Regions from separate parts of the Mus musculus genome. Here region 2 is linked to region 1. Evidence: chromatin loops called from intact Hi-C (ENCODE). Cell type or tissue: gastrocnemius. All regions are shown on one strand. Each heading gives the region's core, and the rest is flanking DNA. Links, peaks and the distances in the headings are about the cores only. Region 1 has its middle 16 kb from the start of Gm23458. Region 2 holds the start of Diablo (diablo, IAP-binding mitochondrial protein).

Region 1 (4,385 bases), core at 135-4,134:
TGACTGTTCTTCCAGCGGTCCTGTGTTCAATTCCCAGCAACCACATGGTGGCTTACAACCATCTGTAATGGGATCCGATGAACTCTTTTGCTGGGTGGTGGTGGTGAACACCTTTAATCCCAGCACTTGGCAGGCTGAGGCAGGTGGATTTTCTGAGTTTGAAGCCAGCCAGGGCTATCCAGAAAAACCCTGTCTCAAAATGCTTTTTGTTTAAAAGAGCCAGGAATTGTGGGGCAGACAACCCATAATCATAGCACTTGGCAGGCTGAGGCAGAAGGATTGCTTAGAGTTCAAGGTCTGAACAAGTTGCAAGCTAGCCAGAGCTACTTAGCAAGACTCTGTCGGGGGGGGGGGGGGGGGGGATGCAGAACAGCTAGGGGACCAGTAAAGATGGTTTAGACCGATGGTTCTCAACCTTCCTAATGCTGAAATCCTTTAATATAGTTCCTTATATTGTTGTGACCCACATCACCCCACTCCTGACTGGAAAATCACTTTCATTAATATTCATAACTGTCATTTTTGCTACTGTTACGAATTGTAATGTAAATAACTTGTGTTTTTCTTTCTCTTTCTTTCTTTCTTTCTTTCTTTCTTTCTTTCTTTCTTTCTTTTTTTAAAGATCGTACTTATTTAATGTATATGAGTACACTGAAGCTGTCTTCAGATACACCAGAATCCGTTACAGATGGTTGTGAGCCACCATGTGGTTGCTGGGAATTGAACTCAGGACCTCTAGAAAGAGCAGTCGGTGCTCCCAACCGCTGAGCCATCTCTCCAGCCCTAACTTGTGATGGTCTTAGGGTAACCCTTGTGAAAGGGTCGTGACCCACAGGCTGAGTACTCAGGCCTTCACCACTCAGCCTGCCCTAGTAAGCTGAGATGGTTTCCCTACCTAGTGGAAGGAGAAACCCGACTGACACAGGCTGTCCTCTGACAGTCACATGCCCACCCGCCTTGGCCCATGCATGTCTGCACACATGCACACAAGGTTGATGGAGTGCTTGCCTGACAAGCTTGAAGCCTGGGGGGCGGGGTTTGATGCTCAGAATCGTATAGACAGGTGTGTGGTATAATTCTAGAGGCGGGAGGGTCAGAGTTCAAGTTCATCTCAGCCTGGAGCTAAAGACCCGCTCTCCAAAAAGAAAAGTCACAGCCGGGTGTGGTGGCGCACGCCTTTAATCCCAACACTTGAGAGGCAGAGGCAGGCGAATTTCTGAGTTCGAGGCCAGCCTGGTCTACAAAGTGAGCTCCAGAACAGCCAGGGCTACACAGAGAAACCCTGTCTCGAAAAACCAAAAAAAAAGAAAAAAAAAGAAAAGAAAAGTCACATTCTCGACATCACAGGCCTTTGGGTGTTGGGGCTCCGGGAAGTTTGTCTCTATTTTTTTGTCTTTTTGGTTTGGGGTTTGTTTTGCTTTGCTTTAGGGTTTTTTGTTGTTTTTAGGCAAGGGTTCACTTTCTGTCCTCCCTGTTTGTATCACAAAGGTGTTGAGAGTAAGTCCTCCTGGTGAGGTTTGATCTGTGGCTGTGTAATGCTAAATTCTGTACCGGAAGGGAAGGTCTAGACCTAAGTGAATTCTCCTGTTCACCAGTTTTTGTTGCACAAACCTTGATTTAAAGCTCTTGGTTAAATAAAATTGGCTCTAGCCAACTACTGGAGAGATTAGGGGTAGGTGAATTTTGAGTTCCCTGGTTGGGGGTGGAGAAGAGAGAAAAAATGGGGAGAGGACAAAAGGAGGAGGAAAAATGAGAGGAGAGGAAGCCAAGATGGATCACGGGCACATGGCCAAGAGAAAGGGCAAGTATCTGGGGTACACGCCTGGGGACATAGTCTAAGTCTCATTTATTTGTAAATCAGTTGGGGATAAGCTTAAATCAGTTGTTCTACACAAGGGTACCCCAAGCCTGAATTTTTTGTTTTTGTTTTTGTTTTAAAACGGGATCTTGCTGTGTAACTGAAATTGGCTTAAACTTGTGATCCTCCTGCCTCAGCCTCTGAAGTGTCAGGGTTGTAGAGGGATACATAGGCATGTACCGCCATGTTTGCCCCGCCCCCCGCCCCCCCCCCCCATCCATCAGATCTGTGTCCCATCGTGGATGTTACGTCTGCCTTCTCTGCTGCAGGAGGCTCTGGCTGACTCAGGTGGACACAATTGTACTGCGACCTCTTTTTGGCCTGTAGCTGCTTACCGGTGGTCAGGCTCCAACCAGAGCCATCTGGCTCGTTCTCAGCCCTTCCTCGTGGGCTTTTTCCTGCCGGTGCAGTCTCACTTCTTGCAGCTGAAACTTGGCTCTGGTCCCAGGCAGAGGGCTGAGGAAGTTTAGAGGTCCGAGAAGATGAATGGCTTCTTGTATCTGCTTCTCCTTCCCGCTCCTCCTCTTCATCGTGTACCGGGTTTTTTTTTTTTTTTTTTTTAAAACCGGAATTGATTGCTCAGCTAAATCAGTCCCTTCTAGGGAAATTTCAGCTGTATAAAACACAAGTCATGGGGACCTTGCTTACATAACAGGGTTTTGGTTTTTGTTTTTGGGGGTTTTTTGTTTGTTTAAAAAAAGGGGGGTGGTAGCCGGGCATGGTGGCGCACACCTTTAATCCCAGCACTCGGGAGGCAGAGGCAGGTGGATTTCTGAGTTCGAGGCCAGCCTTGTGAGTTCCAGGACAGCCAGGGCTACACAGAGAAACCCTGTCTGGAAAAAATACAAAACAAAAAAAAAGGAAGAAGACTCCACTGGCTCAGCTGGTGCACATTCATGGCGTGCTCGCTTTCCTGGGATTCACACTGCTCACATGCTTGCTCTGAGACTCTTGCCACATCTCCTACCCACATCTCTAGTCCCCAGTTCTGTCTCTTGTCCTGTGTCACTTTCTCCATGGCTCCAGCTGTCTCTTGACTATGTGGCGCTGCTTTCTTTCATATCTCCCTTCATGACGGGTAAACCCGTGCACAGAGCAGACATTGGTTGAGGACACTCTGTAAGAAGGACCCGGGCAGCTGTGACTCACTTGGCTGAAAAGTGAGCCAAAGCCCTAAGCAAGATGCCCGGCAGACAGAAAAAAAAAAACAAAACAAAAAACTCAAGTCCCTGGGAAAGCAACAATATGACTGAGGTCAGTGGTAGAGTTGAGGAGAGGTAGGGTAGGTCCTATAAGGTCAGCCAAGTTTAACTTCAAAGCTCACAGTAAACCGTTTAGGCAAGTTGCATTTCCCTCTGCCTCCACCAGAGGACGCCCTTCACTGTTTCTAATTGTTAGTCTGGGCTGTCCAGCTGAGGCAATCTCTAGACTACAGCTATTGGTTCAGGGATGGATGCGTGACCTAAAGAGGTGCAATGAGAGAGTCAGCTTGGGGAATTTCCAGGGCACTAGTTTAAAGATGGCTTTTGGAGCCCGTGTCCAGGTTGTTAAACGTGACCGAAGCCAACACAAAGTGTTGAGAGCCCGCGAGGCTGAGGTTTCATGTTAGGGAAGCAGCCCCAATTGCCTCTCTCCAACCTGTTGGTCCTGTGAGCCAATATATGCCCTGGAAGGGTTAGGCTAGTTTGTAGGAGTCTTTCCTCAGGTGAGACCCTCAGCCTACATCCCAGGGCTCAGAGTGTCTATTTGATGACTCCAGTCTTGACAGAGCCCTCCAACTCTTGAGTCCTCTTTGCTAAATATACAGGCAAGACAATGTAAGGGACATCTGTCCCGGCTCCAAACATCCCCTTTTAGAGCTGGGTAACAAGGATTTTGAAATTTCAAAGCTGAGAACAAGAAGATAAACAGAATAGCATGGACGTAATTCTCAGACTGTCCATACAGCCTTTCCCGGAGTCTTTGGCACTCTCCTGCTACCTGCTCACCCTCAGGCAAGTCTCTTACATTTTTCTCTTTGGTAAAACAGGGAGAATAATAGAGCCCGCTTCTAATTGTAAAAAACAATTACATTTTGGGGGGGAAGGAGAGGGTGATCGGGTTGAGAAAGTGCACATGCCACAGCCAGCATGGAGGACAATTTGCAGGATGATTGACATTGGACTTGCCCGACCAGGGTGCCCCACCCTGTGCATAGCCTGACTAGTCCCTGTGGGATAAGTGGAGCTCCCCGGATGCAGTCAGAGAAGAAGAGATTCTAGGGCTGAGGAGAGAACATGAATACAGGACTTCAGGTCAGATAACACATCCCAGCCCTGAGCACTGGGCTCAGGAATGCAAGCCCTGAGCAGGCTCAGTAAAGCAGCCTACTGGAGACCCTGTCTTCCAGTACCTGTTGCTTTTTCTCCATCTGCTCACTGAAAGGGCCTCCGGGAGGCAAGGAGAGGCAGTGATGCCAGGCCTTGGGTGCTGTGTCTCTCCGAGATACCCCCTCGGGATCCTGGTACCCATGGATGCAATTTGGCTG
Region 2 (4,385 bases), core at 1-4,000, 150 kb after region 1:
CTTCAGTTCTTTTACAATGCATTTTTAACCTCAGGACCCTCAAAGGTTAAGCAGCACATGTGCAAAATTTAGCCCCTTCGATTTTGGTACAAGAATAACGGTCTACTTCCCAGTTCAACTGATGCTCAGTTTCAGGGGTGGTGGAGTGGGGGCAGAATCTGTTAAGAACACTGTTTCTATAACATGAGAAAATGGGAAACGTGCTCCACTCGGAAGATGCGGGTTTAGTACAGTACATGGCATCATGGAAGGGGGTACCTATGAAAGTGTGGCAGCTTGTCCAATGCTCAGGAGTTCACTAAGACTTGGAAATAGTCTCTGGGGCAAGTCAGGGTCCGGGCGTTCTTTCCCTGGCCCCTTTACCCTATATATAATAGTCACATGACAGTCCCTTACCTGAGCAATAGGAACCGCACACAGTGTCATGCCAAATCCAGTCAACACAGTTTTGTGCCATGGTTTTATCAATTCTGAGAAACAGCGTTTCTTAGAGTTAGCCAAGACAGGAAAACGCTGTCTGTACCTGGAAACATAAGTCAAAATTTAAAAAGCCCAAAATCAATCTGTAAAAGGCTCTGTGGTCTGCAGGAGTTTTGGACCAAGCAGTAAATGAGACTAAATGAGGAAGTGCCCGCAATCTTCTAAGAAAATAAACCACAGGACGGCCAGTTAAGTCTCGGCACTCGGGAGTCAGGGGCATGCGATCTGAGTTCCACGAGCGACAGGTCAATGCGCGTGGAAGCGTCCCGCCAGGCGGAGAAGTTTCAAAGTCGCCGCAGCCGATTAGCAACTTGACGCCAACGTAAAACTCTCCGGAGTGCGCAGGATTCAGCTTTAGACCCCGGGACCTGGGTTCCAGGTGTCGCCAATGGTCGCCTCCAGCAAATCCCGGGAGCGAGCCGCTGTCGCCGGTGGCCGAGTTTACGGGGACCCGTGCTCTCTCTAACAATGCGCTGCCAGCCAACGCCGTGGCCCGGCTGTCCCTCAGTGTCCCTGGGGACCCCCCAAAGCCAGCCCCCGGGATGCGTGGGAGGAGAACCACTTTCAGGCGCCCGTCCCTGATGGAGGACGAGGGACGAAGGCGGGGGCCCGCCTCTAACTTCAGAAGAAGGCGGGACGCGGCAGCACCACGGCCCGGGGCCGACGCACTGGCCGGCACGGCGCTCCCGGTTCCTCTCCGCCGCCGCCCGCCCTCTGCTACCGCGGCCGTACCTGAACAGAGAGCAGACGCTCCGAGTCACCCAACTTCTCAGAGCCGCCATCCCGCGGCGGACCGACGCCGGACGCACGCGCCGGAAGTGACGCAGCATAGCAAGCAGAAGCGCAAGCGAGGCGGGGCCCAAGGAGCCCGGAGCTTCATGGTCACGCCCCCAGAGGAGGACGCGGTTGCGATTGGACAAACGGAGTGGGCGGGGCCGGGACACCAGGAAACCGCTCTAACGGTCGCACCTGGCTTCCAACCGCTCCGACTTCGTCGCCGGTCCCCGCAGGCTCCAGTGCACGGGTGCTGAAGCCGGGTCGCGCGCCGTGACGCGGGCAGCGGGCTGGGGGGCGAGGCGAGGCGGGGCCGCTCCTGGAAAGGGAGACTGTGTGGCCAGGGAGGGGAAGCTCGGAGCCACGGCGAGGCGCGGTGGGGCGGGGCGGAGCAGGGCGGGGCCGGGGCGCTGTCACTTCAGCACCAAGAAGTAGGTGGTCCAGCCGGCCAGCAGGAGCGCCCCGATGAGCACAGTGTAGCTGAGGAGCACGAAGGCGAGCAGCTCCCGCAGCAACTGCAGCACGTGGATGGTGGACGAGGTCTGCATCGCCCTGCAGAGACCGGGAGCCTGAGCACGCACAGGCTGCACGCAATGAACAGTACTCTTCCAAGGCCAAGGAAGCCCAAAGTGCTATTCTCCCCTACACTGAAAGTCTAAAGCAGTAGTTGCCCCCCACTCTCACTGGCACTTGAACTCAGACAAGGGAAGGAGCCTGGTCTTTTCCAGTCCTGACTCTGTATTAGGCTCCAACCGCCCTCTCTTCCCACCATCTCTTGCATTTTTAATGGAGCTGGTGCCGCTAATGGGCTAGTGGAAGACAGTTTTATTTTCCCTTCACTCAAGCCGCAGCCCTGTCTATGGCCCTGTCTCATAGTGGAGGGGAAGCAGCAGGACATTGCTCATTCCCTCCGTCATTCCCCTGGCCTTGTCGATGATAGATTTTAAGGATTTTTTCTTGTGTGTGCCCCCAGTATGCTTGCCTAATAGCCAGTCAGGATTAAAATTGAAGGGTGTCAAGTGATGGGTACTAACTCGATTTCACTCATATCTTTCTTGATATGCTTTATGCATCTGCCCTTAGCTAATTTCACCTCAGATGCTAAGAGTCACAAGCTAGCTCAAATTCATTGCTGCCTTGCCTAGCAGTTACCATCAATGGCAGCCTCTAGTTTCCCACTCTTCCCAATTTACTTACTTGGCAAAGTTTCCACGACTCTTCCACCTCCACAGCTTCCACAGCCGCTCTCAGGTATGGTGAAAGTAGACTTGTACGCACTCCAGAGATCTGGGCAGAGCTGAGAGGTCTTCAGGCAGCTGGAGCACTCAACAACTAGGTGTGGTCTAGCGACCAATTACAATCTCTGTGTGGTTTCTGAGCTCCCAGGGAGCTGCGCACAGGCAATGCCAGACCAGGCGGGGCATTAACAGCCCTGCCCGCCCTCTGCCTGCATTACCTCCACAGCCTACAGGATGAGGCATCAGCAGTTTCCAGGACTTCTGACTCAAATGGGCTGAACAAGTGGTACACTAGGGGGTATTTCAAGCCCCTTCTTGTCTTGCTTGTCTAAATACTACAGACAGGCTGTACTTCCAATACTGCTAATACTGAGAGCAGCCCAGTTAAGTCTGGGATCTGGCAGAACCACTACACATTCACCAAGACTATCTTAGTAATGGAAAAGCTGCTGTTTTAAGAACGACAAGTGTGAACATGAATATGTGTGTGTGTGAGAACCATAGATGATAGCCCCAGAGCACGTGATCCTAATTTACAAAGTTTAGCAGTTTGCAAACTCAGTGCCCAGGCACTTTCCCAGTATAGCCACTTCTAAATTCAACGACAAAGGTGAGGCCCAGAAGGAGCCAGCTGGGAAAGCACAGAACATGTTCCCGTTCTGATGGAACAAAGGAAAAGTGACCAGGAATAGACAGCGCATCCTTCTGCTTGTACTCGATTATAAAGACTATTATTGACCTCTGAGAAGCAGGCAGTGTGGATGGCAACCCTTTTATAACATCATCATCCAGAAGCAAATGGCTGCTTAATGTAATCAGGATCTCTTATTATCAAATTATTGCCTGGGCGAAGTCTGGGCAAAAACGGGGGCAGGACATCTACACACAGCTCAAGAAGCCAGGGAGTAGTAATTGCTCCCCCAGAGGCCTGGGCAACTAAAGGGCTCCATGTCCTGCCTCATCACCAGAAGGACAGGATGCCTGCCGGGATGTATACTACCACCCAATAACCAGAGTGACAGATGAAAGGGCCAAGTTGTTCAAAACAGGCCTCTCTTCCCTCCTCGCTCACACTTCAAATGGATCGATCCCTCAAGGCAGTTCTGTGTCTTATATTTAATAGCAATCTGCAAACCTGCAAGCTGGGGTATTTTATAGCAATAGATTAACTGAAGCTAAGAAACAGGACATGGGAGCCGACAAGGTGGCTCAGTAGGTAAAGGAGCCTGCTTTCAAGCTTGATGACCTGGATTCAGTCCTCAGGACTCAAATGGTGGAAGGAGAGAACCAACTCTTTGAAAGCTGTCCTCTAGTTTCTACAAGTGTAAATGTGTGTATGTATGTATGTATGTATGTATGTATGTATGTATATATATATGTATATATATGCATGCATGTATATATAAACATACTATACATACACACACACTACATAAATAATAAAGAACTACAACATGGCATAAAATTCACTGTAATCCATCTATAAATGATGAGAATTTTTCCATACTGCCCTTTGCTTCCACAGTCTGGCAAGGTGTCCTCTATGCATCAGATCTGAAAGTACCACTTACAACCTAGAGACAACACTGTGTCTGTATTCCCCTCTTTCCTTTGCTTCAGATACTTAGTTCATTTTGCTGTTTCAAATTTCCTGTGCATTAAAGAAAGGTTCAGCATCTTTGGCCATCAGGGAAATGCAAATTGAAATGAGTCCATCTTACACCTTTTAGAATGGCTATGATCAAAAACATAAGTGACAGCTCCTGCTGGCGAGGATGAGGAGCAAGGGAGCACTCCTCCACTGCTGGTGGGAGCGCAAACCTGGAAGGCACTTAGGAAGTCAATACGGTTTCTCAAAAAATTGGAAATCAATCTACCACAAGACCCAACTAT

The links. Hi-C counts contacts between places; a loop is a spot of excess contacts. Peaks named below come from ENCODE experiments on the same cell type or tissue, not always from the same donor. Only the 100,000 strongest peaks of a DNase experiment are listed, where the experiment ranks them.
Region 2: a loop joins it to region 1, with 2.5 times the contacts of the local background. A loop is called at or near these places in 1 of 42 quality-filtered maps.

The regions. Positions count from the first base shown.
Region 1 is chr5:123,374,460-123,378,844 of GRCm38, forward strand. No RefSeq gene overlaps it. Among named protein-coding and RNA genes, the nearest start is that of Gm23458, 16 kb to the left of the region's middle. In gastrocnemius, for the core only: no CTCF peak of the experiment used is centred there; DNase peaks (open chromatin) are centred at 1,784, 2,270 and 3,233; H3K4me3 peaks cover 833 bases; H3K27ac peaks cover 585 bases.
Region 2 is chr5:123,522,859-123,527,243 of GRCm38, forward strand. Diablo (diablo, IAP-binding mitochondrial protein) reads right to left here and starts at 1,306. Exons shown (of 6, transcript NM_023232.3): 1 at 1,213-1,306; 2 at 397-523. The coding sequence starts at 1,262. In gastrocnemius, for the core only: a CTCF peak has its summit at 1,778; a DNase peak (open chromatin) is centred at 1,343; H3K4me3 peaks cover 2,048 bases; H3K27ac peaks cover 1,370 bases.